2 separate regions of the Mus musculus genome follow, and region 2 is linked to region 1. A link is a loop called in an ENCODE intact Hi-C map of the cell type or tissue named here. Cell type or tissue: heart. All regions are shown on one strand. Each heading gives the region's core, and the rest is flanking DNA. Links, peaks and the distances in the headings are about the cores only.

Region 1 (10,758 bases), core at 1,817-9,816:
TTTGGTAGAGGCACAGAGAACTCAATTTAAGGGTTGTTAGACAGTGGAAAGACTTCTCCACTGCAAGTGTGAATTGTTTCTGGCAAAGGAGGAAGGGGACGGATACTGTTGTCAGGTACGGGAAGGCACAGCTGTGGTAGACACTAGCAACCCCTCTAGAGCCTCTTGCTTGCTGTTCATGTGACCTTGTGTTGGACATTTCGGGGAGTAGAAACCCACTCCCTTTTTCTTTGCATCTCTGTAGACAGTGCAACATGAAGAGCTGGCTATGAACGATTCTGGAACTCAGAGGTTAACCTGCAAACTGAACTGTAAACACTGGCTGCTCATTCCCGTAAGATCTACCATATCGTCAGTTCCAACTTTCCTTTTCTTTTTCTTCAGAAAATTCCCTGCGTGCCCTCCTGGGTGGCTCTACAATGAGTGCCAAGTCTGCCATCAGCAAGGAAATTTTTGCACCTCTTGATGAAAGAATGCTGGGAGCCATCCAAGTCAAGAGAAGGACAAAGAAAAAGATTCCTTTCTTGGCAACTGGGGGTCAAGGCGAATACTTAACTTATATCTGCCTGTCAGGTAATGAAATTTGTTTTAAGATGGCTAATTCTAAGGCATCCGGAGGGTCGCGTTTGTTTGGTACTGTCTCCCCTTCCACTCTTTTCCCGTCTTTGTTCTCACCCCCCATTCTCCTTTACCTGTGCCTTCTCCTCTGTTGATGAGATGCTAAGTTCAGTCTTCCGGCCCCTGAAGAGTTTCTGCAGAGCCTGGCAGGCCTCTCCTTATTTGTTCTTTCCTTCAGAGGGAGTGTCTGTCCGTCGGGAGTTTTGTTCTAGAACTCTGCTTGGTATTTGGATAATTGCTCACTACTAGCAGACTGGGCTTCACTTTTTAAAAATGTTATTTTTATTTTTCATTTTTTTGCTAGACTGTTGCCAACAGTTAGGAATAGTTTTTCTTGAGACTAGTATTGGTGCTTTCTGGATTAGGACAAAGAAGATTCCATTCACAAATCATTGCTTTGCCTGACATCCACACCGCCTTGTGAAGAATAACCATCTGTTTTTCAACACTTGAAATTTTGTTGGATTGTTATTATTTTTTCTTTCTGTTTGTGGTTAGAGAGATCTGTGGGATTTACTGTGGATACAAACCAAGGTTTTTTTTTTTTGAGATAAAATCCAGATAAATTTTTCATGAGCTTCTGGGTGATACTAAGCTGAGCACTAAGGGCATTTGTAATATTTTTCATGTGATATTTCTCATAATAGGAATGGATAAACCAAGCGTACCACAGTTCATCTGTTACAGAATCTTTCTGAGTTGTGGTTTGGGAATAAAACTTTAATTTTAAAACCTGTTTTTAGCTTTTCAACAAAATTAAGGATTAGTCAGAATTAATTTCAAGCTATCAGTGACTTCATCGGAGAGATTTGAATTTACAGGACTCTCATAGGTTGGAATGAAATGAGAGCATAGTACTTCGGTAGGTGTGCCTTAGTAATAGTTAGAAGTGAACTTTATATGCCCCAGTACAGGGGAACGCCAGGGCCAAAAAGGGGGAGTGGGTAGGTAGGGGAGTGGGGGGGGTGGGTATAGGGGACTTTTGGGATAGCATTGGAAATGTAAATGAGGAAAATACCTAATAAAAAATTGAAAAAAAAAAAAGAAGTGAACTTTTATTAGAGGGTGAGGGAGTCAACCTGGAAAACTATTCTTTGCTTCCTAAATATGGATTAGGTTGACCAATTTTGGGTATGCTTAGAAGACGCTTGTGTCTCTTTAGCTAAGCACTGACCAAAGAAGAACTAAATCAAAAACCAGTGACTACATTTCTCTCTCTCTCTCTCTCTCTCTCTCTCTCTCTCTTTCTCCTTCTCTCTCTCTCTCTCTTTCTCTCGATACTTGCTCTTTTTATTTTATGTTTGTGGGAGTTTTCCTACATGTATGTCTATATGACATGTATGTGTAATGGTGGTGCTGAGGAGGGTGAAGCAGACCTGTTGGAACTTGTGTTATTGACATCTCTGAGCCACCAAGTGTGTACTGGAGGCGAATACAGGCCTTGTAAAAGAATAGACAGCGCCCTTAATCACAGACCCAAGTTCTTCAGCTCAAAGAAGCCTTTCTCGGTACTAGCCCAGGATTTTGTTGATAAAATCCATGTCTTAATTTTCATGTTTTAAAATTTGGACCCCAGATGTTTTTGTTTTGTTTTGTTGCCAACAATGTACAAAGTATGTGCCAATAATCTTGTTTTGTGTTTTCCTGAGCACAGGCATATGATATGCTAATCTTTTTTAAAGCTTGATTCACTTCACTGCTCTGAGATTTCCTACAGAAACATAACTGAATGAAAAGTGTGTGGTTCAGAAAGCAGTTGAATTTTGCCTGGTCTCTACCTGTAAGCGAAGGACAACAATTTTTTTTTGGCCTTTCAATGGATATTATTATCTGCCTGTTTCTGATCATAAAGTATCTGAGGTGGTAATGGGAATTCTAGCAGGCTCCTCAAAAGGAGCCATAACCTTCTTCCTTAGAGTTAAAGATAATGACCTGGGACTTTGGGCTGCTGCATTCCTGTTAATTACCAAGACCGTTGGGTTGGAAATGACAAGAGTTTCTTTGTTTGGTTTTGTTTTTTGTTTTTATTTTATTTTGGCATTCTAATGCAGGAAAATCTGTTATTCTGGAAGTTTTCATCCTCATCATTTTGTTTTTTTCATTGTGAGAGGGTATGTGAAGTAGATTTGACAGATTAATAGACAATAGAATGAAAACCAGGGCAGAAAGAACCAGGTAGCTCTGACACACACACACACACACACACACACACATTTGTTGCATTCTGCTCTTTTACCTATAGACTTATAGGCTTCCTCTATTTTTTTCTTTATGTACAGCTTGGAGGCTTATCAGTCCTGATAAACTAATGTTTTAACTAGCAAGTTAATCAATATTTCTTATCTTTGGCCAAATGTCCTAGGTGCTGAGTGTATACTTATAAGAAAACAAATATACAAGTTAGGTGGGTTACTGTGGACATTAATTGCTTTAAAAGAACATCCACATAATTATAAACTATGAAGAAAGCAAAAGAAAAATACAAATATGTAGGTCTGGAAGAATTAGTCCTGTTTGGAAGAAAGGGCTTCCATGTCTTGAAGTGGGTTGTGGGAAGACCATTCAGGGAGAGGAAGGGTAGTCTTATTAGCGATGCAATCGGCCTCTGGGTTTTCCATTTCCTCTAGACTATTAGGGACCACTTCTTTGTAGCTGACTACAAGGGGGAGGATTTGAAGGGAAAGCAAGGATCACAGGCCTCTTCCTGCGCTTAGTGTAAATCGCCTGTGCTTTCTGGGAGCTTCGTAGATGAAAATCAACTCTTCATTTCTAGCAGGCAACTTTTGTATTCATTAAGGCAAGGTCTGCAATATTTTTTAACCATCCTTTAAACACTATGAAGCATTAAGATGAAGGAAAAAAAGAAGCTTGCAAAATATGCATGTAGGCGTTGGTATATTTATATAGTATCTTAACTAGTCTAGTATTTATGTGATTTTTTTCCCTCAGTGTCATACATAATTTATGATGTGAGACCCAGAGGTCTGTGACTATAAAACCTACTATTTTCAGAGAAGTTATATATTGTAAGGAAATATTTTCAATATATACCAAAGTAGAGGAAATAAGAGGATCTATAGTGGGTTTTTTTGCTATTATTTTGGAAGAAAAAAGGTAGTCATTCCAATTTATGCACAAGGAGATTGAACTTGCCAGTTTCTCACTGGACACTCAAGTCAACTTCTTTTTTTGGGGGGGTGGGGGTTGATAAAGGTGTGAGTATAATCTGGGTGTGGTGACACAGACTTTTGATTCCAGCACTTCAGAGGCAGAGGCAGATGGATCTCTGGATTCAAGGCCAGCCTGGTCAACTGAGTGATTTCCGGGTCAGCCAGGATACATAGAGAAAACTTTGCCTTATAAAATGAAAGAATGCAAGCAAATGAGCAAAAACTGTTCATATGAAAGTCTTACCAAATGAGCCAATCACAGAACCGTATATATAACCATGTACTTAGTAAATATGTCACACTTAGGAAATTCCTCCCATATGACAGGTTGTAAATTCCTAACAACAAAAACCAAAGATAATTTACGTCTCCAACTATGTTGAGTGAATGAACAAAGTATTTTATATCTATGCGGTAGAATTTATCCAGTAGTGAAAAGAAATGAACTACCAGTGCATGTGGCCACATGGACAGACATGTGTGGAAAACATCATTAGGATGTTCAAAGCTAGAACTGGTATGTTCTTCTAAGTTCTTCACAGTACCTCCCATATTTCTAGGTGAAGTTATATGTTAAGTACTTATTAGAGGCTGCTATTTGGATTTAGGACTGGCTTGTTATTTGGCTGATTCGGGTATAGACTTGGAACTATTAATACATTCAAAGGATAAAGATCCAGCTTATATCCCCATGATAATTTGGGTTTGTAAATTAAACTGACCCATGCTAAATTAAAATTGCTTTGTTCTTACAGTTCACTTTTCTGCTGAAATCCTGTAATTTCCATCCTTACAACCTGTTTACCTGATTCTATTTTAATTTGGTATGTATAATATTTGATATTAGCTTTCATATTCATAAATGGATCCACTCTCTCGCTGGCTGCTGCTATGTGCCCACAGAAGGAGCACATGGAAACCAATTTTTGTGATTAGCACATTCTTTTACATATCTTGATAGAACAGAAAAACCTTAGTTCTTCTCAAATTATTACAGATTTGTAGAACGAACAAAATTGTGTTTAAAAAAAAGTTCTGAATACACTCTGATGAAGTAATTATGCAGATGTGTTCCACAGAAGGCAGTAGATTAGGAGGACGGAAGCTGGTGCTTCGGCCCTGCATCTTAGCAGCTGTTAACCTTAGTGTTCAAAGGAGTAACCCTGGAACCTTTTGAGGAACACTAACGCTGGCCTCTTCCAGGACGCACTAACTTCACCAGGAAGCTTGTGGAAAACCACCTGCATTATGCAGGTATTAAATGCATTTTACCAATTGAGGGACTTAGACTATGGACTGTGCACTGGAATATGTGACATAATGCCTTATTTGGGGTATTGGATTTTATTTACAAGAGTACTTTTTAGTTCCCTTCTACAGTTCTACAGTTTTATGTGCTTCCATTAAAAAGTAAATCTAGGCTGTTGCTAACGTACCCCCATGCCTCTGACTTAGCTCAGGTGGTATCCAAAAGAGTGGATTCTTCTCTGTTTACAGGTGATAGAGAAGTGTTCCTTTTTCATATGCCGTTTCTTCCTATTCATGTCAAAGGCATTCATTAATAGACATTTATACAGGTGTAGGACTTGTCAGGGTATGCCTCTATTACAAAGATTTGGTATGTAAATTCAGCCATAAGGTGAAGGTGAAGTAACTTTGGAAAGCAATGAAATCCAAAACAAAGTTACCCTTGTTATCTTATTTCTGTTAGTTTTCTTGTAGTCTTTTTAGTTTTATAAAACTGCAATGTTCTCTGTAATGTTTATTGATAATCTTTCTCTTTGTAATAATGAAACCATTGGTTAAAATAGTCATAACCGTTGGCTCCATTTCTTTCCCTATGGTCATCCATTCTACCCTTACAATACTGCTGTGATGTAGTTCTTTTCATTTTTTTGGTGAGGAACTGAAGACAGACATGAATTAGCTTGCTTAAGAATGTTGTCATGAGTAGCAGTACCTGGTTTTGAACCTGGGTAGCTTGACCCTAGTTTGTGTTCCCTTAATGACTGTGCTCTGCTTTCTACTGGTATAAGAGTTGCGTGAGAATTCCAAAATCAGGTGTCCTTCTTCACTATCTCAAGCAGCTGATGAGCATTCCTTGGCCTTGCCTTGTTTCCTACAGGTTATGCTTTCGGTTTTGCTGGATGGTAAGATTTGTAAGCCAAGCTGTAAATCTCATACACATTTAAAGGTGCTACTAGTAGATATATTTGAGTCTTAGAAACCGACTCCCCAGAGCAATTCAGTGTCTCCTCATAGTGACCTGGCTATGCACAAACTTGGTTTGTTTGTTCATTTGTAGAATAGAAGTGTTCTTAGGTGTTCTTACGATTCTAGGCAATTTCTTGTGAAAATTAATAGTAATATCATTATCTTTTTCTGAAGCCCCTTTGAACAGATGAGCCCAACAGTAGACAACCAGGAAGTTACTATGTACCATCTCAGTTAATCAACATGCTAGCTTCTGTTATTTCTGCTCTCCAGATGACCCAGCCAGAGCTAAGAGGATAAGTGCCCTGCATGAAGTGGAACAGCGAGAGAACACAGGGCTGAGACCACACGCAAGAAAGACTCTCTGCTCCAAAGTATACACACTTTCAAATATTTTTCTCCAACACAGGGCTAGGTCTGAAGAACAGAGCTCTCCCATTCCCTTAACACAACATGAAGACATTCCTTGAGCAGAATGCTCTGGTCTCTGGGGAACTAGAGGAAGTCCTGGCAGGCACTTTAGCTTTTCTAGTGGTTTAGCACGCAGGCGGAGTTTGCTTTTCCCATTCTCTCCTGTGTGTGTTCCAGGACCCAAACCAGATGGAAACAAGGGAAAGCTCTTGACAGAGGCTGATGCCAAAACATTTCATTTAAAAAGGAAACGCCATCTGTGCACTCTCCCACCACCCAGCCCCCTGTTTCCAGGAGCAGTTTCACAGCTGACTCACTCACTTGTGTTGGATAGGATTAGTTTTCAGTAATTGCAAAGGTAGAACAAGTGGCTAGGGAGCCCCGGAGACAGAGTTCCCTCTGGATTGTGGCTAGCAAGGCAAGGGGCTGTAGGTATCCAACAGCAGCTAACCAAGGGGGGACTGTGGTCAATCACACACGTGGTTCTTTGGTTTGGGGCTTTTCTCAGCTTGTGCTTTTAGAGGATAGTGCACTTTGTCGTGATGCTGAGACATCATCATCTGGGATTGATCAGTACATTGTGGGCAGAGGTGTGAATTCTACGAGTCTCTCTTATCTTCGCATTTCTATCCCTATATTGTAGAGCACCAACTTAGACATCCAGTTAGTGTCTGCTAAGGCATTGATTGATACCCTACTTTGCCCAAGCTTTGAGGCTCAATGTTCTGATCTCCAAAGTGGGAGTGTCTGCTACCAGTACTCGAGGATCGTTTAAAAGGTAACTGGGCTCTGGATGTATCTATGTAGTGCCTGAAACAGATGCCATTCAACCTGAGCAGTGTCAGGTTTATGTTAGGCAATGCTAATTCATCGGCGGGGTTTTAAAATGTATGGCTGTGACAGACATGGATACTTGCATCATGTGAAGCACTGTCACACAGCAGATCAGATTTGGTTTCCTTTGGGCTCCCCTGGGGCTCCCTGCCCCGGCTTCACTGGCACTCCTTCCTGTGGTCCACCCAACAACAATCGCAGTCATTCTGATCCTTGCTTTCTAAGTCAGCTTCTCTTAAATCTCTTTACTCCAAAATTATTTCCAACCTCCCTCCGCAAGGTCCACTATTAGCTGGCATCGTATGTATTGCTGTTCTGTCTCAGGGATTTGGGATGGAAACTTAAGGATCTGACCTCATGGGCGTTTATGGATTGCCCTGAATGTTGGGAGTAAGAACACGCTTAATCAAAGAACCCGCTCAGTCCGTCAGGTTCCCGTCTCTGGAACATGAGAGGCTATTTTTTTTCTACACCTATCTTCAGTACTTCAAAAGAAGAAACAAAATGGAACAAAACATTCTCTGGGGTCAGTCAAGTGCACTGCTAACCAAACAACAGAATTGGGAGAGGCTGACACAGATGCCTCGGGCCCAACTTTTAAAAGCCAGCTCAGGTTTTTATTTGTTTCTGCAATTCTTTCCTGTTACTGTGGTGTGTGTGTGTGTATGTGTATGTGTGTATGTGTGTGTGTATGGGGAGAGAGAGAGAGAGAGAGAGAGAGAGACTATGATTGATTAATATTTTACCCTAATTAGTTATGCTAAACCATATGCAGAATTTTCCAGAAGAAACAGCAACTGACCAGAAGCCCAGTGCACTTGGCAGGTTCTCCAGGACTGTAAAGCTCAGCCTGCCAATTGCCTACTGTTCTCTGAGCACAAGTGTGCTCGCAACCACATCCACACTGCCACTCGGCACTGCGCTGCTGGGGTTCCTCCGTTCTGTTCTGATCACCAGATGTGAGCCTCTAATACGGGTGGGCTTTAGCAGCAGGGACCTCACGCACGCCTGCTGAGGTTCTCTGGTTTCCATACTGCAAAGCCTGAGCTCAGGGCTAACTCTGGGGTTTAAGATGGATCAGAGTAGCCGAGGCTTCCTTTGACTCTGCAGAAGTTGCTCTTACTCACAATGAGATGCTGCTGGTGTCTTTCTCTCAGTTCCCTTTAAATTCATTAAATTGCTGAGCAGAAGATTTTATTCCACCCAATGGTCCAGTTACCAAGGAGAAAATAGGGAAGTGTCTTTTGTCTTCAGACTTTGAGAGTCATCTAAAATGAGCGATTTATAAATGCTTCCACTGTGACCCGTAGTAGAAAGCTGCTGCCTTCGAATCTTCAGGTACCTGAGTGTTTTCCCTGCAGGCAGAGCCTGTATATGAAGAATAAATGATCATTTAATGGGTGCTTACTACATCAGATCTTTTCTCACAGGGATAATTTTCAGTCTATGTTTCCTTCAGGAGGGCTATTGAGATCAAAATGGGGACTGCATTTTGTGTTTTAGTTGTAACCTCTATGATGATGTAATTTCTGTCACTTCCACCCACCTTCTGAACACAAGTTATTTTTTATCTACCATATGTGGACCCCATGTGGTTGAGGCTGTGGAGCTCATGTTAGGCTGCATGCAAACCATGCATCTGCTTAACAAACCACATTACTCTGTGAAGCCCATGAGTGCTTGGAAGTGGATTTGCCATGCCAGGCTTATACCTGTCTGTTATTCCTTAAGATCCAAGTTTCTATTTTCATAAAGGAAACATTGGAAGCTGAGAGTGGCCCTCCTAAGCAGCATCCGCTCAGTTCTGACCAGAATTCTTTCTATAGTCTATGGATTTATGAAGGTTAGAGCATTTCTCTGCACACTCGTGGATACCTATACTCATGTATATGTAATATATGAAACATACATACCCATATGCACGTGTGCGTATTTGAAACAAGTAATATATTACTCTACAAAAAAAAGGGAAGGGGAGGAAAAATCCAAATGTGAAATATGTACAAATCCTGACATTGGCTTTTTTAATTTTCATACTTTTAAATATTTCTTCACTATGATATCCTAGATATAATTTTGGCCTCTTATTTAACATGATAAGAAGAATTTTATTTTGCATATTTTTAAAGAAGATAACTTTAATGGTTTCTTGTCTACCACAGATCCATTTGTTTCTGGGCTGGCTGGAATTTTTTTTCAATTTTTTATCATGAGAAATAATGATTTTGACATTAGATATTTTGGACTTTGAGTTGCATTATTTAGCTCATGCTGAACTCAAATTTAAAATCTATTTGCTTTATTCCCCAAGTACAATCATGAACCACCAGGCCTGGTTTGCATGCATTGTTTATAAATGAATAAACTGGGAACTGTGTGGATGACTAATAGGAAATGCCTACAGTACTAGAGGGTAGTAGGGTATGACTGGAACTTTAGTCCTCTGTTCCCTATGAATGTTTGCCCTGGATGAAAATTAATTGATTTCCAAACCTTTTTCTGGGGTCTGAAGAGATGCTCAGAAGTAAAAGCACTAGCTAGCTGCTCTTGTAGAGGTTCTCAATACCCACTTGGTGGATCACAAATTGAGTTCTAGGGCTATCTGGTGCTCTCTTCTGGCCACCGAAGACATTGCTTGCACATAGTGTGCATATATGCGTGGACAAAACACTCATACATGTAACTGTTTTAAAATTAAGTCATCCAGAATCCCTTTAAAGTATCATATTCTATTCATTTTTGTGTATTTAACAAAGAGTGAACAATACTTAGGCTATTTAATATTCTCTCCCTTCAAGTCCTCTTTGATATAATAAGATCCTTGAAACTTTAAGGCTTATGCTGTAATTTGATTTCAACACACATAGGATGTATGTATGTATGTATGTATGTATGTATGTATGTATGTATAAGTATACTGCCATATGTGACTGAGGCTGTTTGCAGAAAAAGGGAAGAAGGTATTTAAAATACTTAAGAGTGCAGCCTGACCAGGTTGCAGAAGAGGAGCTTTGATGTCTGGCTAGCTTGACTGCAAAATCATTAGTCGTTTTCTATTGGCTTTGTTAGATGAGGTATTAGAGAAATAATAAATGTCAACCAAAATGCTTAGGCTTTTCATTTTAGGTCAGTGCACTTAATTAATAATTTACTTTGACATTTTATCAGATACAACACCTGAACCTACAAAGCAATGGAGTTAATAGGTAATAACTTCTTAGGGTTTTCCCCTGCACAATACTAGATATTCATGTCTACAAAGAAACCATAGTCATTCCCAAAGTTAATTCCAAGAACAAGAACCAGAACCAGAACCAAAACCAGAACCAGAACCAGAAGAGGCTCACAGAGATTGAATGGCTGACCTAGCATCATAGAACTACTGCTGTTAGGCGGAAGAAAGAAAGAAAGAAAGAAAGAAAGAAAGAAAGAAAGAAAGAAAGAAAGAAAAGAAAGAAAGAAGAAAGAGAGAAAGAAAGAGAGAGCCTAATATTTTACCTCTTTTTTTTTT
Region 2 (10,758 bases), core at 1,231-9,230, 160 kb after region 1:
ACTTTCAGGGTGGGTCTCTTTTCTAGTCAAGCCTCTTTGGAAATGCTCTCATAGGCATTCCCAGAGGTATGTCTCCTAGGCAATAGTAAACTCGTCACATTGACAGTCAGCATAAACTCTCACACTGAAGCTTGCAGATTCCTGCCTCATCTTTTCTCACAGCTCCTGTTAAACTGTGGTGTGTATATGACAACATAGATCAGAGAGAGGTCAGCCTCTCGTCTGTCTTCCCAGTCTATCCTGCTGCTCTCTCCCTTCTTTGTATTACTTGGCTTGCCATGTAGCATAAGCTGGAAGTCGTAGGTTACCAAGAAGAACGCTTGGGCAGAAGCAATCTGGAATGACCCTGGAAAATATCCATCTCAAAGCTACACCTATATGCTAGTCTGCCCACCATCGTGTCCCAGTGAGTGCTGCATCTTGTCTGTGAGGAAGGGGGGTGTCATCAACAGACCAAAGTTCAGTGGTAACCCTGTAATTTTCTGGTGTGATGACCACGTACAAGCTTTTCTGCTTCCTTGGATTTTTGGACGGGACATGAAGCAATATTTTTGAATGTTTTTCTGCTTGCTAAGTCCTGTGGTATTAGCTTTGATAATGAAATGCTATCGTACTTACTGGTACAGTAGGAAAACAATGTAAGACTAAGGTTTCTTCTGTAAAATTTGTTCTGAAGTCCCAGAATTTCCTTTGTGCCCAAGCAGATTTCCCTGGGGTGCAATCACCTCGTCTGTACTCACTGTGTGTATGTATATGGATGTCACTGTGTCTATATATATGGATGCATAACTATGTGGTGCTAGCTACGATTAGTTAACCCTTATCACTTTTTTTTTTTTTTTTTTAGAATGTAAATGGAAGGTGCTGCCTCTAGACCAGGCACTCCTCACCTGAGATTCTTTTCCACACACTCCAGAATGTTCCCACAAAGGATAAATTATCCAGCCTTTGTAGCTGAGACTAGTGGAAATTACATTTCTATTAAAAGCTATCTGTGGTTAGATGTATCCATCCCAGGTACAAAATAAAATAATGTAATCAACTTATTGAAAGACATAAAACTTATATAAAATGCCATTCAATGTTAACAAAATACAGCTATAAATTTTCCTGAGGTTGTCACTGGCCACTGTCCTTGTCCTCGGTGGCTAATGTGCCTGCAAGCTCTTTCCCAAATCATGCTGCCACTCTTGGCAAGTGGAGTATCAAGGATGCATGACCTTTGGAGATGTGGTTGGCTTCTACTTTCTTTGGTATCATTCTGGAGTGTGAAAATACTACATTTCCTCAGAAGTAAGTTTCTTTGATGGTATCCTACCTGCTAGCTGCTAGCAGTGCTGTGCCTTCGCTTTTAAAATTCTAGAACTCACACATAGAAGCCCAGGCACCCAACCCAAACCATAGGATCCGAGGTTGGAAGCCATCATATCACCTTTGAATTTCAAAAGCTCATTATTGAATCATAGCTCTCAGCCATGCATTGGGGAGTGTGGCCTAATTGCTAGACAAAGGCGTAAAGTAAAAAGTTAGTAGAACATTCTATCTAGAAAATCCCTACAACCCCAAGTTTCTGGGGATTATTGATCTGAACTAAAGATGGAAACAAACTGGAAAACTAAGCATAAGCCAGTGGTAGAGGATTTGTCTAGCATTTACAAGGCCCTGGGTTCAGTTCCCCAGCCCAAGGGGTTGGGGGGAATCACAGGCTTTATAGAGCATGGAATTCATGCCTGGAATTCCCACTTGCAGGGTAGAGGCCGAAAGATGGAATCCCAGGCTCACCTAGACTTGAGTGAGACACTTGTCATCAAAAATAAATTAGTGTGGTGGCTCCAGGTAAGGTATGTGCCACCAGTTAACTAAGTGGTTAGTGGCTCATGTGATAGAAGGATGGGACCAACTTCCAGATGTTGTCCTCTGACTCTCTCTCTCTCTCTCTCTCTCTCTCTCACACACACACACACACACACACACACACACGCACACACACACACGCACACACACGAGAGAAAAGATAAATAAATGTAATAAAATAATAAAAATGTACATAAGATGCAAATAGATCTTAATGGACTTTCCCAATTTTGTGAACTTGTTCCCATTTACCTATGCAAGTTAGTCTTAAATTCCACTGGGCTCCATCTTTTGGAGCCTCCTCAAGTAGAATAAATGGTGATGGAGTGGAGAGAAGCTGGCAGGATTTGCTCTGGTCTTGTGGCAGATCTTTGGGTGACTTATAAGTGAATGAGTCACCCAAAAGAATGGAAACTTATTTTCAGCTACCATCCACCTTGGGCCTTTCCATCGTGTGGGTATCAATCTATCTGTCTTTGTGGGGATCCAATCTAGCTCCTGACACTCTTGCAATCTTTCCAGGAAACAGCATCCTCCATTCAGCAGCTGATAGTGTGACCAGTGCAGTACAGAAGGCAAGCCAGGCCTTGAACGAGCGTGGGGAACGGTTAGGCCGAGCAGAGGAGAAGACAGAAGACATGAAGAACAGTGCCCAGCAGTTTGCAGAAACCGCACACAAGGTGAGCCAGCAGAGAACAGGGTCTTCATGCTGGATTATCAGAGGTCATAATATCAAGACACTGTTCCCAGGGTGGATAAGAAAATCAAGGAGCATTTTCTTGGTTGTTGTTCCTTTTGGTGCATCATTTTCTAATTACTAGAGCCTTGCAGCTTTTTTCCCTGTATCTGGATTTTGTGCTTACCATCTTCTTTCTAATGGCCTCATCTCTTTTTCAGACCTTCTGACTTTTAGGTATTTAAGATAGCGAAAGAAATCTTTAATTTCTGTCCTAAATATCAAGGTTCAGGCTCAGGTCACAGAAAGGGGGAGAAATAAGATCGGTGTTCACAATATTTCCCTGTCATTGACCACAGTTGTATTGGACTTGAAGCTTCTCAGGCGTCCTTTTCCACTCTCTTTTTCTCATTCTAAGTATCTGTCACTGTATGTCACATGTTGTTATCTCTTCACTGGACATATAAAACAAGCCCTGGTCTCAAGGCTAGTTTCCCCTCTGAACCTGGCTGGATATTGATTCAAAACCTCCACTCTGGATCTCTAATATTGAGCAGATGTGGCAGCAAGATTATCGCCTGTCCCAGAACTCTGAGGAAGGTACTTCTTGTGTGACTGGATACTTAGCATGCATGTTTACATTTGCTGTTAACTGCCTTTCAGAAGAAAAAAGGACTATTTACTGTCAGCATCTATCTAAGGCAATCATAAACCAAAGGAAAGAGGAGGTCCACTGGTCAGCTGGTAAAGATGATTTATTACTGTGCTTATACTTAGAATCAAAGAGTAGTTAGTTTCTAGCTGGTGACTTGAATTTAAGTTTCTTGGAGCCATTTCTACTGGTGACAGGTCGGCCTGATACGCTCATGATCTGGACCTGCAGATAGGTTTTAGTTGATTTTTTAAGGGAGAATAATTCAATTAGCCTGCAGAGAATACTCCACTTCTGCTGAGGAAACAAGAATGGACAACCAAGAAGCAGTAAGAAAAATACGTTCTAGTGGACAGAAGATGTTTCTCTAGGGCTCATAAGAAAGCACTCCAGGAGATTGGCTCCTGACAGATGGCTTCAGTGACTCTATCACAACAGGGTCTTAGTGCACTGCTGCTTCTGAGACCCAGGTAGAGTTCCTTGAAGGAGAACTAACCAAGTCTGTCCAAGACAAGTCTGCCAGCAGACAAGTTGGCATCAGGACGTCGCATTACGAGCTGTGATGAAGTAAACCCAGATGCATGCTCCCCAAGGCTTTGGTACAAGGAAATGATGAGAGATTTCATGCCCTGATGCACTCATACACAAAGCAACTTAAAGTATTTAAATAGGAGAAGGACAGTGGTAATCTGAGTAGTGGTATTGAGTGGGGAAAGAGAAAGCCAAAGGAAGTAACATTACAGCTGTCCTAAAGTTTGCAAAGGTCGAGTGGTCCAGGCAATTGTCTCGTTTGCCTTCCCACTGTGGTGCACTGATAAAGCTCTGCTAAAATAGTTTCGGCTAATGATTAAACCACAAACCAGGTTACCAAGGAAGCTGTGAAATTATTCTTCCTAATGTGGGGTAGACAATACCTGGATGTCATCCACATAGGCGTCCCTCTCACCAGGGGTTGTACAAACATCCAAGTTCTGGGCCATTGCCACTATTTCCCTGACACTGTGGCCAAGTTTGCTCAATGGTTGGGAAATAACATGGTATAGTAGTTAACTTCTTATGTTTGAGCCCGGCTCTGTCATTTTCCATCTGGGTGAGCTAGGACAAATGCTAAATTTCTCAAAATCCCATGTTTTCTTATCAGTTAAACAAAGACAATTGATTAATAACCACACCTATCTCCTCTAGTTCAGAGGGGAACATGCATATAAATCTAAACTGTTTATGATTTATTTCAATAAACATAGCTTTTGCTGAACCTGTCCTCTATTTGGTGACATAATGGGATCAGTAATGAAACTGAGGAATTATTACAGATGACTGAGAATCTTCAAAAACAGCAATTTTAAAAAAGAATGCAGATAAATATTGTGTGATCCAAATTCAAAAGGAAAGCGAGTGGGAAGTTTATAGTATGTGAACAGAGAGACATCTTAGAACAGCCTATGAGACTAGAAATTGATGAGGCCATAAACTGCAAAGGGGTCTCCAGCTTTGGTAAGTGCAGGGCAGGGTGGTCTTAGTAGAGGTCAATTAGGCAAGAGAATTTGGCATTATAATTGGTTTCCCCTCCAGAAGATGTTCCCAGGGGAGAAAAAGTCCCTGGGTGAGTGTGTACAAGGGAGTGTAAGACAGTGTCAGGGCTAGGCTTGCAGTTTTCTAAAACTGGGCTATGTGCTCATGAACCACTAACCTAAGAAATATTTGTAGTGAGCAAGCCAACCACTTTAGATAAGGTGTGGCTGCTTTTTCTAGGGGTTAGAACTGTTGATAAGACCATAGATTTACCATGAAGATGTGATTTCACTGGCCAAGCCCCAGCCAGGCCTGCTAGTGAGAAGATTCAGAGGTGGAACCAGGCCTTCTACCCATTCCCCACACTCCTAGACATGTGTGGCCTGTTGACTCATGAAGAGTGGGCTGTGTTTACAAGAGGAAGACACAGTGCACATGGCAAAGAACAATCTTCCCAGGTGACAGTTCCTCTGAGGACAACCAGGTCCAATGGAAATTGTGGCCTGTCTTTCTAGATTATTGTAAAAAAATACCATTTGTCATTTTTCCCAGGACCCCTGCAGTGACCCAGGTACAAGCGTGAACAGGTCTCTTTTGTTCATCCTCTAGCTGTATGGGTGCCAGTCCCCTCTAGAACAGAGATGGGGGACAATGCTTCTCTCCTGGCCCAGCACACTCCTCACCCCAGTTCTGGTTATCCTGTCATGAGGAAGTATTGTTCCTTCCTGAGCTGTGGGTCTGGCACAGTTCCAGCCATTAGGAAAGAGCAACGCACAGCACAAGCAGCCTCACTCACTTTCCCCTGCCCCCGAAAGCTCAAGGTTGCAGTGTGCTCCAGGCTTTGACAGCCCGCCATGGGTGGTGAGTCAGCAGGCAAGAACATTACCCACACTAGCATCCTCAAATGACATTTCTCACAGCAAAAAGAGTTGATCTGGACTCTTCTGCACCAGGGTAGAAGAGATGACAATAAATTCTCTCTCTTTCTCCCTCTCCCTCTCCCTCTCCCTCTCCCTCTCCCTCTCCCTCTCCCTCTCCCTCTCCCTCTCCCTCTCCCTCTCCCTCCCTTTCTCTCTCTCTCTCTCTCTCTCTCTCTCTCTCTCTCTCTCTCTCTCTCTCCCCCTCCCCCCGTCCTCTCTCTCCCTCCCTCTTGTTAGTTCTGTTGCAGTTGTTCAGTTTGAGCCTTTAGGCTAAAAGGGAAGGGACTCTTCTCTTAAAGCACATCCTAGTGTCTGTAATGATTTTTTTTCATTATCATTATGTAGAATAGACTACAGAGCATTAGTAGGGGATTTCTGTAAACTATTCAGTAAATAAACCAGGGGGAATATTTAAGGGAGGAACTCCAGCACTTGTATTACTCTCCGACAGTTTTACAGGAGTGGGGAACAATGGGGAAGCATTGATGTTGAAGCACCCAAGGCTTTAGTAGCAAAATTGTATAATCTGGTTCCCTAATTTTGTTTAGTGCTCTTTATCCTAAAGTCCTTCATTCCCAGATACTTTTATAAACCAGGGTATTACCACTTTTTGCTAGGTGTTATTAGTCTGTCCAGGCTACTTAAAAGCTACAAACAAATTTTAAAAACCTGGTAATTGATTAAACAATGAATTAATTTCTTACAGAGAAGTCCAAGATCAAGATGCTAGATTCCATGCCCCATGAAGGTCTTTTTCCTGATTCACTTATGGTGACCTTTGAGAGTATCCTATCATAATGAAAAGGGGAAGAGTCTCTCCTTCATTCTGAGGTCTCTGCACCTCCAGATCCAGTCACCTCCCACGCTCACCTCCTAATGTCATCTCATGGCAGTTTGGTTTTGGCACCTGACTTTGAGGAAGACACAAATATTTGTACTACAATAAGATCTATGTAGCTAATCGTCCTATTCAATTGTATTTCTGCAAAGTACAGGTGGCCATAACTCAGGGTCTAGCTTGAGCAGCAGTGCAATCATTCCTGAAGATTAGTGGCTATGTGACCTGGCGCAAGCCTATTTAGTGGAAAGTTAATAGCTCAATGAATACCAAGACAGTAGCTGTGATCAAATATTTATGGTTGGAATTCATTACACACAACACTTAACAGCTCTGTGTTTATTTGATGGACCTCTTTGCTAAATAATATATGAAAACTGGAGGCAGAACAAAAACGGGGGCCAAGAATGTGGCTGAAGACTGGGCTAGGTCTGAGGCAGGGTCCTACCTCTCTTCTCTCACTTCACTATGCCCATAACTAAGTGCTTTTTAATGTCAGGAGTTATTAGGCATCAGCACAGTTCTTGACCCCAAACCCAAAAAAATCTTTATCACTCAGTATAGCAAAATGGATGTACTCAGAACAAACTCTGCATCTGACCATTGACTAACCAGCAGCATTAGCCAGCAGGAGGTCTGAGGGGATCTTTACTGGCTCCACCACACAAAAAGTTATCAAGACTTTAAGCTAAGGTTTTCCTTAGAGACAATACCTAGGATAATAGCCAGCCATCCTCTGTCACATAAAGAAATGTTGATGCTGTTTTCCTAGTGGGAGCTCAGGGTTCTAACCTCTCTCTTGTGGCCACCAATAAGATGACGTTGTGACTGCCCTGGGCTTTGCTGGAATGATAGGTTATTAATATGTTCCAGGATGAGGCAAAGCACTAGTAGTTGGAAGTTAAGGTCTATTGTTTGTCCCTATAAGGGAATACAATTTAATTGCCAAGAACTTTGGATCTGATTAAAAGTCTAGGAGGGATATGGTGTAGATTATTTGAGAGTGTCTCTCTACATGCTCTTGAGTTTTCACACTTCATCAGATGTCATCAAGTATTAAGATCCCAGGAGTGTTGCTTCTTGATATATCTAGAGACCCGGGAATCCCAGCTCTCCCAGGGGCGAGTCGCTTGTTCTCTCTGTGCATTTTGTTTTCATCTATCCTACTGAGGAATGAAAGAAAACACACAGCATCCTCCATCATCAGGCACATGTACCAACAAAGTCAATGTACAGGAAGAGGCAAAGGGCAGTGCCCTGTGACCTATTTGTGTAAGTATTACACATCTATCAGGACCACAGTGGACAGGAGTGGTGGTTGGTACCAGGCATAAGATCTCTAATCCTGAATGCAGGAAGGAAAAGTAGAGAGAGCTGCCTAGTAATACGGTCTCATTTTTTTTTCATCCCTCTCCCTTTCTCTCCTTAGCTTGCCATGAAGCATAAATGTTGAGAAACTGCCTATCCTGGTGAAGCTCTAAAGAAAGTGGAGGAGTTTGTTCAGCAGTTATTACAAGACGTCCAGACGGGGCTGCTTCTTTGGTTTTGCTGTTTTGTTTGTTTGTTTGTTTCTCTTTCTTTCTTTCTTTCCTTCTTTCTTTCTTTCTTTCTTTCTTTCTTTCTTTCTTTCTTTCTTTCTTTCTTTCTTTCTTTCTTTCTTTCCCAATATAAGGACATTGAAGGGTTTGATTCTTCATGGTCAGATGTTAATATGAATGAATGGCAGCATGCTGTGGGCATATATTTCCCTATCTTGCTAAAGAATGCTGCAATAGTGTCAGCTTCATTTTTACTTTTTCCATTGTCTGTGTGTGTGTGTGTGTGTGTATGTGTGTGTGTGTGTGTGTGTGTGTGTGTGTGTGTGTGTGTGTGTGTATGTATATCTGTGTGTGTGCATATGTTCCTTTTGAAGAAAAATTGTTTTTGTAGTTCAAATACGAAATTCAGACCAAATAATAAGCCAGGTATAAATTGGCAAAATGTATTTTTTTGTTTCTCTCTGTAACTAAGCAACAAAATAGTTCAATATGGTGGCATCAGGTGATGGTCCTGGGTACAAATAAAAGCCACATAATGCTTTCGCCTACTCTCCTAGTCCTCTTCATTTGAAGAGAAAAATTAAAATTTATTATCTTGAGACTCAAGTCTGTACTGTGGTAAACACATGGGCATATCAGGGGAATTGGATTTTGTCTTTTCATGTTAATCTTTTTGCATGAACCATCAAGAGCATTCACAAAATACAAATCAGAATCTCAAATAGAAATCTACTCTCTGGGCTGACACATAAACATTTCTGTTCCTTCCTTCCAGTCTGACTAGTTGGAATTATCATATGAAGGACAAAAATTTGAATGTAAAGACCTACCGTAAAATATAATTTAAAACTTCCATAGATTTATGGATATTTCTCTTGTTGTCATTATATCATAGCTAACATGGGGGTGGGGAGGACTTATATTTCTAACAACAAATAGTATATCTAGGGTCAGTGAGGTGGCTCGGTGAATGAAGGTGCTTATGGCATAAACCTGGCCACTAGACCCCACAGATTTGACCTCTGACCTCCACCCACATTTCCCAGCACACATATGTACACCATATAAAGACACATACACAAAACAACATAATAATGCATAAAGTCAAATAAAAAGAAGTAATTTGTCTAGATAAAAGTATATAAATTATAACGTGTCAAGATGCTACTTTGTTTTTTGCTCTTTTGACAAAGCTAAGCCTAATTTTAGAGGCTCTCTCACAAGATCCTTGGGAATGAACCTTTAGTTTCTTGGTATCTGGGTTTTGGAGGTTTCGGTATTGTTGTGTTTTTTAGTTTCTTTCGTGCCGTTTAACATGTACTTCTTGATAGATTGCATACTCGTCAGTTTCAACTTGCCTGGTCTGATACAGGCAGCACAATGACAGGCCTTTACAGTGCTGTCAGATTGAACAGAGTCTCTTCCAGGCCTTTGGGTTATGTGTTGCTCAAGGTAATACTGCACTTAGACTGTGGAAATTTTGTTTTCTCGAGGGTTAAAAGCTAAACATTAAAAATAAAATAAAAAACATGCTTGTTCCTCATAAAGCAATGAGGCAAGCTACACATGCCACATACTGCAGTGCATGGAGTTTTCAGACGCCTGGGTCGCCAGGACCCTCTCCTTCTTTGCTCTCCACCGAGTCACCTGTTTACTTGTGATGTAGTCTCTAATAATGCAGCAACGTAAGATGACGTTAGATTACTAATGCTGATTTAAATAGCTTACGTTTTCCTAATAACACATCCCCTGAGAAAGAGCACATTTTTCCGTGGAATACCATAGGTATAATGTCAGGAAGAGGATGGGATTTGCTGCAAACAAGTGTAATAATCCTTTTAGGCAGATAATCCAGGTGAAGAACATACTATACAATGTACATAGAGGACTATGAATGTTTACTATATCTTACGCTTTTCTTTAGGTGTCTTACAATTTTAAAAAAGCCAGGAACCTGTCATCTGCTGACTATTGGAACTATCTGATTCCTAAAAAATAAGAATAAAAGGCCCCCAAATAATACCCCAAATTGGTTTCATTGGCAGACTTTAGCTCAGAAAACACAAATATTTGTCTTCCAAAACTGGATTCTAGTTTCAGAGGACTGATATAAATAGTTGAGAGAAATAGTCTAACTTTCCCCACACAAGTCAACAATAAAATTGCTTGTTGGCTATCTGACAACTTTGGGCCAACTGTTCCTGAACAGGCAGAAGCACACTGAAAGCTGAGTCTTCCTCCTTAGCATATAGATGTAAATGCCCTGCACCTGCCCTCTTCCTATTCCCTCTCTTGATCAGTTTTGGCCTAAAACTTGTTGGAAATAGTCTGAACTAAAAGGAACCCTCTTCTCACCCCCAAAGCCCTGTTAGCTTCCTCTATGGATCAGTCAGTATCTAGGCCATCACCATGACTTCGGTCTATGATCCTTCCTGCTTGTCTTCCACCAAACACACAGGCTATAAGAGCAATTGCTGCCCCTTCTCAGCTGTCCAGCCTCTTGCAGAGAAATCCCTGATAACACATGTGGAACCCCTGATGACACATGTGAAACCCTTAATAACACATGTGAAATCCATTGCAATCCTTTGGTAAAAGGTACTGAAATGTAAAATGCTAACGCAGTGTAACCAGCATGAATTTGTTAAGAGGACGCCTGGCGTATGGGACCAGGTCATTTGGTTGAGCTTGCTAGAACACTTAAGGTGTTGATTTTGTTTCTGCACTTCACTATGAATTCTGGAAATGCTGTCTTTCTCCAAAGGACT

Evidence for each region. Peaks named below come from ENCODE experiments on the same cell type or tissue, not always from the same donor. Only the 100,000 strongest peaks of a DNase experiment are listed, where the experiment ranks them.
Region 2: a loop joins it to region 1, with 3 times the contacts of the local background. A loop is called at or near these places in 6 of 42 quality-filtered maps.

What each region holds. Positions count from the first base shown.
Region 1 is chr12:45,009,282-45,020,039 of GRCm38, reverse strand. Stxbp6 (syntaxin binding protein 6 (amisyn)) reads left to right here. Exons shown (of 6, transcript NM_144552.3): 2 at 385-573. The coding sequence starts at 420. Gm38487 (a long non-coding RNA gene) reads left to right here and starts at 580. Exons shown (of 2, transcript XR_381564.3): 1 at 580-6,376; 2 at 7,057-9,214. In heart, for the core only: no CTCF peak of the experiment used is centred there; DNase peaks (open chromatin) are centred at 6,549 and 8,229.
Region 2 is chr12:44,853,001-44,863,758 of GRCm38, reverse strand. Stxbp6 (syntaxin binding protein 6 (amisyn)) reads left to right here. Exons shown (of 6, transcript NM_144552.3): 5 at 2,377-2,534; 6 at 7,882-10,758. The coding sequence ends at 7,905. Among named protein-coding and RNA genes, the nearest start is that of Gm33548, 68 kb to the left of the region's middle. In heart, for the core only: no CTCF peak of the experiment used is centred there; DNase peaks (open chromatin) are centred at 4,148 and 5,438; H3K27ac peaks cover 753 bases.